Regions from separate parts of the Homo sapiens genome. Here region 2 is linked to region 1. A link is a contact called in ENCODE Hi-C data. All regions are on one chromosome and are shown on one strand. Each heading gives the region's core, a stretch centred on a gene start or an enhancer-like site at or near the end of the contact. The rest is flanking DNA. Distances are from core to core; before and after follow the strand shown.

Region 1 (6,131 bases), core at 489-2,988:
GTCACATATTCAGCAAAAAGACATATCTAGCATATACAAAGAACTCTCTAAACTCCATAGCAAGAAACAATCCAGCCATGAGATGGAAAAAGGTGTAAACTCGTTACCAACGAGGGTACACGAATGGCAAATAGACACACAAAAATAGGTTTAACAACATTATCTATTAGGAAAATGCAAATTAAAGCTATGATGATCTACCACTACACACCTAAATTTTAAAATACTGGTAATACCAAGTACAGACAAGAAAGTGGAGAAACTGGCTCTCTCATATGTGGCTTGTATAATGTGAATGCAAAACGGTGAAGGCCACTCTGGGAAGCAATTTGGCACTGCCATATAGAACTAAACATACACATAACGTATGACCCAGTAATCTACTCCTAGGTATTTGCACAAGAGTAGTGAAAACTTATATTCACAAAAACCTCTACATGAATGTTTCTGGCTGCTTTCTTCATAAAGACCCAAACTGGAAACAACCCAAATGTGCTCCCATGGGAGAAACAATAAAAAACTATGATGCATCCATACAACAGAAAACTACTCAGCAATAAAAATCAGCAAAGTTTTGATACATTCAACTCGGATGGATCTCAAGGGTACTAGGCTGACTGAAAAAAGACAGTCTCAAGGAGTTACATACTGTATGGTTCTGCTTACGTAAGAGTCTCAAAGGGACAAACTTCAGGTCACAGAAAACAGATCAATGGCAGCCAAATTTGGAGGCATGATGAGACTATTAAGGGTTAACATGAGGGAGTTTCTTTGTGGTGGTGAAGAGTTCTGTACTCTGATAAAGAATGGTGCAGTTACATAAATCTACACATGTGGCAAAGTTTCATAGAACTATAAACCTAAATCAACAAACATAATGATTATAGAATGCATGTAAAAAGCTGATGAAATCAGAATAAGGTCTGTACCTGTGTTAATAGCATTAGTATCGATGTCACTTCCTTGGTTTTGACAACATACTACCATTATATATGATATTATTATTGGGGGAAAGCTAGAAGAAGGGCACAGAGAAACTTTCTGCACTATTTCTGTAACTTCTTTCAAAGAAAACTAGTAAAAAAATAAAAGTTACAATAAAAATATATCTAAGGTAGTGATTCTCAAAATTTGGTAGATATTAGAATCACCTATGGAACTTGTTTATAACACATGTTGGCTTCAGTTCGTACCTATTTAAAGTAAACCTGTATACAGGGTCCAGGTAATATACGCTGATAATCTAGCACATTACAGTTTGAAACCACCGAACTAAAATAAAGGCAAAGATATTGGAAAAAATGATGATCCCCATCAATAACTGTTGTTCTATTTAATGGCTAATTACTAAAGAAGTCCTACCCACACAAGACCTCATTCCCAGATTATATAACTGAGTCAAGAAGCTGTCACAGATACAGCAAAAGACATGCAATGATGTTATGGATCTATTTAATAATGCAAATACTGGCCAGGCACGGTGGCTCATGCCTGTAATCCCAGCACTTTGGGAGGCCAAGGCGGGTGGATCGCCTGAGGTCGGGAGTTCGAAACCAGCCTGACCTACATGGAGAAACCCTGTCTCTACTAAAAATACAAAATTAGCTGGGCATGGCGGCACATACCTGTAATACTAGCTACTCGGGAGGCTGAGGCAGGAGAATCACTTGAAGCTGGGAAGCAGAGGTTGCAGTGAGCCAAGCTCGCATCATTGCACTCGAGCCTGAGTAACAAGAGCGAAAGAGCCAAGCTCGCATCATTGCACTCGAGCCTGGGTAACAAGAGTGAAACTCCATCTCAAAAAAAAAAAAAATGCAAATGCTGTTAGTCATAACACATCTGATAATACAGAAGTGAAAACACTGACATAAGAAAAAAAACCCATGCTGTGAAAACAAAGGTGTGTAGAGAAAATATATCCTCAATAAGACACAGGCGTCACATATTTAAAATGTCTATTATAGGCCTTTATCTATGCTTTTATATGAAATAATTATTGTTGGCAAATCATAAACAAAAATAAGCATCGAGGCACTTGATTTAAAAGTTTCCTTTGTTCGATATAATTCATGAAAAGATCAACCTAAATATTACTCCATATACAACACAGTAAGAGTTAAAACCCAAGAAGTTTCCAAATCTTCACTCAAATTCTCTCCTAACAGGATGTCCACAGGAACATACAGGTATACAATTTTCACATTTATATTAGGCAGCTCTATGCCAAGTACCTACCAGGCCCTTTTCACCTTTTCTCAGCAAAGAATGAATCACAGTTTTTCCACTATCTCCCTGCCATCTCATAAGAGAAGTAGCAATGCAACTAGAGAATAAATCAAGTCTTAGATCATCATTTCTGAAAGGCTGCTAATCTCTAACTTAAACCGTTCCTATAACCTCTGAAATGCTAGCTCATTTGCTCTTCACTCTGTGGAAAAATAAGTTCTTTTGGATGAAAAATTATGGTCATTATGTGATTATGCTCAAATAGTTCAGCTGATTAATACTAGCCTCAAGTGAATCCATAATTATAGGCTTAATCCTTCCTTATAGGGCTATTTAACCTGACCATGCTCTTTGGCCACAGGTGACAGTGCCAACCACTGAGCTAGAAAAAAAGTGAGTATCACTGGGCAAAATAAAAGTCAACTGAGCATGTGTGTTTGAAGGAGGACAAGTCTATGACAACTCAAAGTACTTTCAATGTAAGTTTGGCCAGTAGTAGCATCTACTGTACCACAGATGAAATAATCCAATATACAGTGTCCTGAACTAACCAGGAGAGGTAGTGGGGAACTAGAAAAGAGTGCTGGATTACAAGACAGTATACTTCAGTTCTAGTATCAATCCAACATATACTGAGCTGTGTCTCAGCTGTCTCGTTTAATCAATATATCAAATGTATAGTGTATTATACGAGAACAAACTAGCTAGCCTGGTAAAAGCATCTGATCATCTTAAATCACTTGCATTATTAAAAACAGCATAAGGTAAGTGTGAACAAACTATGGCCTACAGGCCAAGTTAAGCCTATCATCCTTTTTTTTTTTTTTTTTTGAGACGCAGTCTTGCTCTGTCACCCAGGCTGGAGTGCAGTGGTGCGATCTCGACTCACTGCAAGCTCCGCCTCCAGGGTTCAGGCCATTCTCCTGCCTCAGCCTCCCGAGTAGCTGGGACTACAGGCGCCTGGCACCACGCCCGGCTAATTTTTTGTATTTTTAGTAGAGACGGGGTTTCACCATATTAGCAAGGATGGTCTCTATCTCTTGACCTTGTGCTCCGCCTGCCTCGGCCTCCCAAAGTGCCAGGATTACAGGCTAGAGCCACTGCGCCTGCCCGCCTATCATCCTTTTTTAAAAAAATAAAGGTTTGCTGGAACATGAACATGCTCATTTGTTTACATATAATCTATGAGTGCTTTCACACAATAACAGAGTTGAGTGGTTGTGACAGAGACCTTAGAGCCTGCAAAGTCTAAAATGTTTACTGTCTCGCCATTTATAGGAAAAGCTCACTGATTCCTGGCATAAAGGGTCACATTTCCAATAAAGTCACCGTACAATTTTAAAATCCTTAGTTTTATGCAAAAATATACTTCGTACGTATCAGGTTTGAAAAAAATGTCTTTTTTCTTTTTTTTTTGTTTGAGAAAAAAATGTAAAAAATTTGTCAACACACACTATAGGTATGGTTGGGAAAAGAAGCACTCTCATACCTTGCTGGTGGGAGACCAAAATGGAGGAATTTTCCCTATAGAGAAATATTTAGCAATAACTAACACAATCAAATACGTAGTTACCCTTTGGCCCAATAATCCTACTACCAGGAAGTTATCCCAAAGACACACCAGCTTATGGCTTATGCGAAAGGTTAGTTCTTGCAGCATTTTTGAAAACAAAAGACTAGAAACAAACCAAATATCCATGAAGTATAGACTATATCAAATTATGGTACATCCACTTGATAAAGTATTATGCAATCATGAAAAGGAATGAAAAAGATCGCACACATTCATGACTGGAATATATTATCAAATGACATAAAGAAAATAAGTGCTTTTAGTATACTATCTTTCGATAAAAAGTAGATGGGGTTCTATATGGAATATAATAGAAACAATGTCAAGATAAAAATAAAAATGATTACGTGGGAGAAAAGGAATAGGGATGAAAGTTAGATCTCTACAAATGTATCTTAAAATTTTGCCTTTAAAGATTAAATGTTTTTAAATAACAGCTTTTCTTTTTCTTTATGTTTGAGACAGGGTCTCGCTCTATCATCCAGGCTGGAGTGCAGGGGCGTAACTGTGGCTTACTGCAGCCACGACCTATTGGCTCAAGAGATCCTCCTGCCTCAGCCTCCAGAGTAGCTGAGACTACAGGCATGTGCCACCACATCTGGCTAATTTTTTTGTTTGTTTAGTAGAGACAGGGTCTCACTATGTTTATCAGAGTGGTCTTGAACTGTTGGCCTCAAACAACCCTCCTGCCTTGGCCTCTCAAAGTGTTGGGATTACCAGGCGTGAGCCACCACACCCAGCTAGCTTTTCTTTTTTATATGCTTCTAGTGTGATATATTCTAAAGACAAAAACACTAAAAATTTTAAAACTGTAACCAGTTGTCTTACTATTAGTAGTAATTTTAACAAATATTATTTTGAAACTATAGTATTTCATATAATTGTAAAATAAATATCTAAATGTATACTGCTAGGAGTCCATATTTTCTGAATAAGAGATAAACATAAAATTGGAGTTAAATAAAAATGCTATAACTTTAGATTTGATTGAATATATTAGTATGAACATGATTTTCTTCTTTCAAAAATGCATATTATCCAGCTGTCCACTTGAACGTCATCACCCAGTAGCAAAGAGCATGTAGTTATGGTCTGAAAATATATTTCCCACCAAAGGAATCAGGGTTCCTTGAAAAAATGACTGAGTCCAGGTGTGGGCCAAAAAAGCATATGAGACTTTTTGGGCAAACAGAATGTTCTAGGATCAGAGAGGTTATCACAGACTATGGAGGTCATGGCAAAATGACTCAGCAGGCAACTGGAAGGGCCTCTTTCTGGCCCAAGATGGGATAATTTTAACACTAAAAGAATGACTACATTGTATTGAAACATAACATTTATTTTAAAAATCCATGAGTTATTAATAATAAAAACTAAATAGTCATTATGAAGGCTGCTAAGGTAGGACATCTCTTAGTACCCTGAAAATTTAGGGAAAGAATCAATCAAGCATTTATACTGCCTGAAATACAGTTCATACAGAAATATAACATTTGATGAACAAGGGTTTCCTTTAAAGAATTCTAGATAATAAAATACAGAAGGAATAAAATAATTAGAAAATTATTGGTTTCAATATTTGCTCAAAAAACAGTATTAAGCAACCATTCATCAATGAACTCTAAGCCATGAGGTGAGAATTTAACTGGGAACATAATAAATGGATCAGATGGACACCACCTGAATCCACTTTTCAAATTTAGCATCACTAAATACTGGACAGACATCATGCGCTTCATGACACGTTGCAATGGAATGCATACAGTACCACATATGAAGTACTCTTATCTAATACATTTAATATGACTCTAACCAAAAAATTAAGTAGATCAAAAAACAATATAAACACAACCACAAGAATGTAGTTAGCAAGATCCTGAATTTGCAACAGTCTGCAAGATCAATAATCCAATTTAACTAACGAATCAAAATGTAGGAACAAAGAGAAGGGAGTGGGAAAGAACCCATATAGAATGAGAGACTTAAGTGATATAACCACCAAATGTTAGATACGCTAATGCCATAAAAGGTATTTTTTTAAATTTCCTTATCTGTTACGATATATAACAAAATATGAGTAAAATGGCTATGTGTGGATTTTCTTGAGACGAATAAAAGGGAAAAAGTGGAGAAAGCTAAAGCAAAATTGGCAAAGCGTTTGTGACATTTAAAGCTCGGTGAAAGGTGAGTAATGAATACTCTCACCTTTTGTGTTTGAAAATTACTAATGTTTTTACAAAAAAAAATCTTATGCTCTATGGTATATATGAACAAAACAATAATTGAAACACACAGAAACAAAAGAAATTACTAAAGCTAATCAAAAATACAT
Region 2 (5,556 bases), core at 1,385-3,884, 3.4 Mb after region 1:
GGAGGGCTGTAAATATTAAATGAGACTATACATGTAAACATAATAATATAAATGTACATGTCTAGCACTGAAGTGTTTAAGAATGTTGACTGTTGGGGTTAATAGTATCCACATGATTATCCCAGACACCTGGATAGAAACTAGAACCAGGTCCACTACAACCTTTTGAGAAAATGCCTACTTATCCCCACCTCCCTATGATCAGCTCTGCTCCCACTCAGCCCCAGCTCCTGCCAGCTTCCTATTAACTCCCCCTCTTCAAATCCCACTCCTGAGGGCCAGCACTGACAACTTTTATATGGTAATGATTGGGCACAGAGAAAATTATGCCAGGAAAGTGACTCACTGTTCAAGATACAATTAGCCCCACTTCTCAGGTAATTAAACAGCCCTGGCTACCACATCCATGATGCAGCAAGTAACTAAAACATTTCTCCTACTCACAGACACAGGAAAAGAAAATCCATTCACTTTAATGCCACCTCTCCATCTGATCTGATTGCACTTATAACCCAACTCCTGCTTTTCCTGTCTCCTCTGACAACCTGAGGCCCTCCCCTAAGTTACAACCGCAATACAGGAAGTCAGGTCACCCTCTGCATGGTAGAAGTCTTTCTTCCCCCCCCTCTTCACACACTCTCACCCAGAAGCAGGGGCATGATGCCATAGTCTGAAATGATGGCAGAAAATAAGAGCCACAAGGGAAGAGGATATGAACTGCAGGAACACAAATGTCCAGTGCAGTGAAAAGTAGTGTCTTGGCAACCCCAGGGGGCCCTGAGAACATCATTGAGTGAGAAGGAAAATTAAGACACACCCTCATGAAGGGCACGGAACACCTGCTAAGCCCCGGTGGAAGCAGCAGCATGCTGCAGTCTCTGCCTCCAGCAGCCCCAGCCCAGAGTTTCTCCTAAGTGAGGCCACCTGCAGATCCCACAATACCATGAGTCGGAGCCTGGCAGGACATCAGGAGAATGTTCCCTCCTTTAGTCTTGGGGCTGGGGGCTAAGGTGTTAGGACTGTGTTGTATTGAAAGATGTGGAGACAACATAAGGGGTCACCTGGGTGTGCTGTGAAAACGTTGCTGCTTATTTAGTTAGTATGGGACAGGGGTGAGTTCTACATTTCTCAAGCTCCCAGGTGATGTGATGCTGCTGGTCCATGGGCCACATTTTCAGTTGCTACCACAGAGGTGGCATAACTTCCCTAAATTATCCCCGAAGGGGCCAGGTACCCACCTCCTAATAAGGGAATCGAGTTTAGGCCCCCATGGAAGGAACTGGAAAGGAGGCCTGAAGCATGGAAAAGCAGATGCCTCGGCGTCAGGGACAAGAGGTGCCAGCCTGGGAAGGGTCTCGCCCGCCTGCAAGCATCCAGAAGGAGCAGATCCACTCCAAAGAATAATAATTCAGAAATGTATGTGTATCGGGCTATTCAAAAATGAAGATTTGGCCTAGCATGGTGACTCATGCCTGTAATCCCAGCACTTTGGGAGGCCGACATAGGCAGATCACTTGAGGTCAGGAGTTCAAGACCAGCCTGGCCAATACAGCGAAACCCCTTCTCTATTTAAAAAATAAAAATAAAAATTAGCTGGGCATGGTGGTGCAGGCATGTAGTCTCAGCTACTCGGAAGGCAGAGGTGGGAGGATAGCTTGAACTTGGGTGGCAGAGGTTGCAGTGAGCCAAGATCACGCCACTGCACTCCAGCCTGGGCAACAGAGCGAGACTCTGTCTCAAAATAAATTAATTAATTAAAGTAAAATAAAAACAAAAATGAAGATTCAACATTCCCTCTATCTCATAACATGTAAGTTTATTATTTGATTTTTTGGGTGGGTTTTTCAGAAATTCACTACAAATGAAAGATGAAGACAATGCCTGCCTTAGTAGAAATTAGTACAAAAGGCATAATTAAATTTCAGAATTATTTCCAGCACCTAGGATTGAAATTAAGTTGGACTTTATTTATCTGGAAATTTATTTTATTAATCCAGAAAACATGATACCTCAAACATTATGGGTAAAGATATAAACAAAGCTGAACAGCCAGCTGATTGCATCTGCTGTTATTCAACTTATGTTGAGCCTCCAGTCATACTCACATTAAATAAACTTTATAACGCTATGTCTAAATTCAACCTATACAAGTTACTGGGTATGATATTATAAGAAAGAAAACCATTACAAGTATTGATTTTTTTTTAATTGAAACTACTTTCTCACAGCCTGAGGCCCAGGTCCCCAGATGTATGACACATCTCTAACTAGAAGCAGATGGAGAGCTGCTTAGGATAGCATGAGTTTCAATATGACTTACAGTCACACATTTACATTTTTTTTAACAGCTAGGCTGATTAGATTGATAAGTACTTGTTAAATTGACATTTTCACAGATGAACTTTATTTCCTCTCTCTTTCATTTACTCAAATGATAGGAAGTATTCACTTTTACATCCTCGTTGTCAAGTTTTTGTAACTAACGTTTCTACCTTGAACTCTAAGCTCTCAGAAGACATAACCTGGGCAACAAAATGAGACCCCGTCCCTACAAAAATTTTTTTAAAAATTAGCCAGGCATGGTGGCACATACCTGTAGTCCTAGCTACTTGGAAGGCTGTGGTGGGAAGATCGCTTGAGCAGAGGAAGTTGAGGTTGCAGTGAGCCACGATGGCACTACTGCACTCCAGCCTGGGCAACAGAGCAAGACCATGTCTCAAAACAAAACCACCAAAAGACAGTTACCTACCATTGATTTGCCTCATTTGCTGCCAAGATAATTCTCCTGCACATAATTTAATAAAGTCTGGTCGGTGGCCATGCTTTTCAGTTTCAACTCTAAGCTGTAGCCTACTAGCTACAGTATGTGAATGAAAATCCTGTAAAAGCCCAAAATTCAGATTCAATCTCTGTAAAAGCCCAAGATTCAGATTCAGTCTCCTGATGTGTCAATTAGCTGCACTTTGTTACATGCCAAAGATAATACTTAAGTCCATCCAGTTAGAGTAACAAGAACAAAATGAATGGATGAGTGTAAGAATTCCACCACTATTGGCTGCGCGAGGTGGCTCACGCCTGTAATCTCAGCACTTTGGGAGGCCTAGGTCGGTAGATCATCTGAGGTCAAGAGTTCAAGACCAGCCTGGCCAACACGGCAAAACCCCATCTCTACTAAAAATCAAAAAATTAGATGGGCGTGGTGGCGGGCACCTGTAATCCCAGCTACTCAGGAGGCTGAGGCAGGAGAATTGCTTGAACCTGGGAGGTGGAGATTGCAGTGGGCCAAGATCGTGCCATTGCACTCCAGCCTGGGCTACAAGAGCAAAACTCCATTTCAAAAGGAAAAGAAAGGAATTCTACCACTATAAATGGGAATGGAGTGGGAAGAAGTTATCAAACACATATGATCTACTGATTATGTGTAATAATTATAATAATGCCTTCCTCACACTAAGAATAATAGCATCTTGGAGTTGCAAAGAACCTCAATTTATGGTTTACATGATCACCTCAATTTACATCTTATACAATAATGAAGAATATGTACTTGTTTATTCATTGAACATATTTCACTGAGCTTCTAGTATGTGCCATGTGCTATTTAGGGTGGTAGAAAGGAAGCTCAGAGCAAAAAGTATCTGCCTTCCTAGAGTTTACATTTTATGTGAGAGGGGATATGGATTTAAAAGTATCATAAATGGCTGGGTGTGGTGGCTCACGCCTGTAATCCCAACACTTTGGGAGGCCAAGGCAGGTGAATCACCTGAGGTCAGGAGTTCAAGACCAGGCTGGCCAACATGGTGAAACACCATCTCTACTAAAAATACAAAAAATTAGCAGGGCGGATGCCTGTAATCCCAGCTACTCGGGAGGCTGAGGCAGAAGAATTGCTTGAACCTGGGAGGCAGAGGTTGCAGTGACCTGTGATCATGCCACTGCACTCCAGAGCAAGACTCTGTCTCAAAAACAAAAGGGTAATATAAATAATTTCAGATTGCAGTTAAGTGCTATGACAAAAATAAAATTGGTGGGGACAATACTTGAGCTATGGTGGTCAGAGAAGCCTCTCTCAGGTGGTGACATGTGGGCTGACAAGAAGGGGCTGACCATGCAAAGATCTGAGCATTCTAAGATGAAGGGCAGAATGGGCAAAAGGCCTCAGATAGGAATGATTTTGGAGAGCTCAAGGGACAAAGACAGAGGCGGTGTGGCTGGTGCTTGTCAGCTAAGAGGCAGGTGGAAAGAGGTGGTAGGGCAGGTTGGCAGGAGACTAAACACAGGGAAAGAGTCCTGTAGACCAAGGTGAGTACTTGAAAGGATTTTGAAAAAAAGAATTACAGAATCTGGCTTACATTGTACAAAGGTCACTCTGGCTGCTATGTGTAGATAAGATTGTACGCAGGGCAAGAGCAGGTACAGCCTGGTTGGTTAGGGTGTTGCTGTAGATGTGCGGGCATGAATCAACGATGGCAAGTGCTAGGGTAGACAAAGTAGAGAAGAAGAAAAGTAAAGTGGCTGGATTTGAGAATATATTTGGACGTAGAGCCACAGGACTTGCTGATAGATTGGAAGTTAAATGCAAAGGAGGAGACATTTAGGTACTGAAACTAAATATGTAATCGCCTCTACTATAATCATCACTCCATTTTATAATGAACGGCCTTGATTCTCTCTTCATCCATCCCAAAACCCTGCCAACGCTGGCCCATCCACCAGAATATGTTCTGCATGCTCCAGATGTCAATTTGAAAGCCTTGGGCTGCCACATATTGTTCAATGAACCTCCAACATCAGGAACAAGGAAAGGTGAGGATGCAGGGGAAGGAACAATAAAAACCGAGAAGGGGATGTGCTTCCCGTGTTCAAGAGATATTTCAGGGGGAAAGAACTGTCCAATCATATCTTACAAATGGGTATTCATGTGTACTGCCCTCCTATAAAGAAATGTTACGTATAACTAAAAAATATATATGTAAATATCCAGTATTTGTAGGTATTCTTTCCATTCAACTCTTTTCCTTGTAAAGGCTTAAAAGAAATAATTAACTTGTTCCTTAAAATTAAACCATACTGGCCGGGTGCAATGGCTCACGCCTATAATCCCAGCACTTTGGGAGGCTGAGGTGGCCGGATCACCTGAGGTCAGGAGTTTGAGACCACCCTGGCCAACATGGTGAAACCCCATCTCTACTAAAAATACAAAAAAATTAGCCAGGCATGGTGGTGGGTGCCTGTAATCCCATCTACTTGGGAGGCTGAGGCAGGAGAATCACTTGAACCCAGGAGGTAGAGGGTGCAGTGAGCCGAGACTGTGCCATTGCACTCCAGCCTGGGCAAAAAGAACGAAACTCGGTCTCAAAAAAAAAAAAAAAGTAAAAATAAAACCATACTAAACAACAATGACAAAAAGTGTATTAGAAATCCCATTGCCCAAACACAACTATTTTCATGATGCATATTCCATTGCAATCTTTACTCACACACACACGCACATGAATGTACTCACATTTATAGCCACAATAATTATGACTTTCAATTCTGCTATTGTCACTGAGA

Evidence for each region. Hi-C counts contacts between places; a loop is a spot of excess contacts on that map. Pooled maps may share reads with other maps.
Region 2: a loop to region 1 is called in a map with no recorded cell type, with 21 times the contacts of the local background. The contact joins two enhancer-like sites. A Hi-C loop is called at or near these places in 2 of 37 single-sample maps with no recorded cell type and 3 of 50 pooled maps.

What each region holds. Positions count from the first base shown.
Region 1 is chr2:164,759,658-164,765,788 of GRCh38, forward strand. All of the region lies in intron 2 of COBLL1 (cordon-bleu WH2 repeat protein like 1), which reads right to left. Among named protein-coding and RNA genes, the nearest start is that of SNORA70F, 75 kb to the left of the region's middle. Within about 2 kb of position 1,739, at least 3 of the 41 ENCODE cell types and tissues checked have a DNase peak (open chromatin) inside an H3K27ac peak, as active enhancers do.
Region 2 is chr2:168,192,682-168,198,237 of GRCh38, forward strand. The region is part of intron 1 of STK39 (serine/threonine kinase 39); the gene reads right to left. Among named protein-coding and RNA genes, the nearest start is that of STK39, 52 kb to the right of the region's middle. Within about 2 kb of position 2,635, at least 9 of the 41 ENCODE cell types and tissues checked have a DNase peak (open chromatin) inside an H3K27ac peak, as active enhancers do.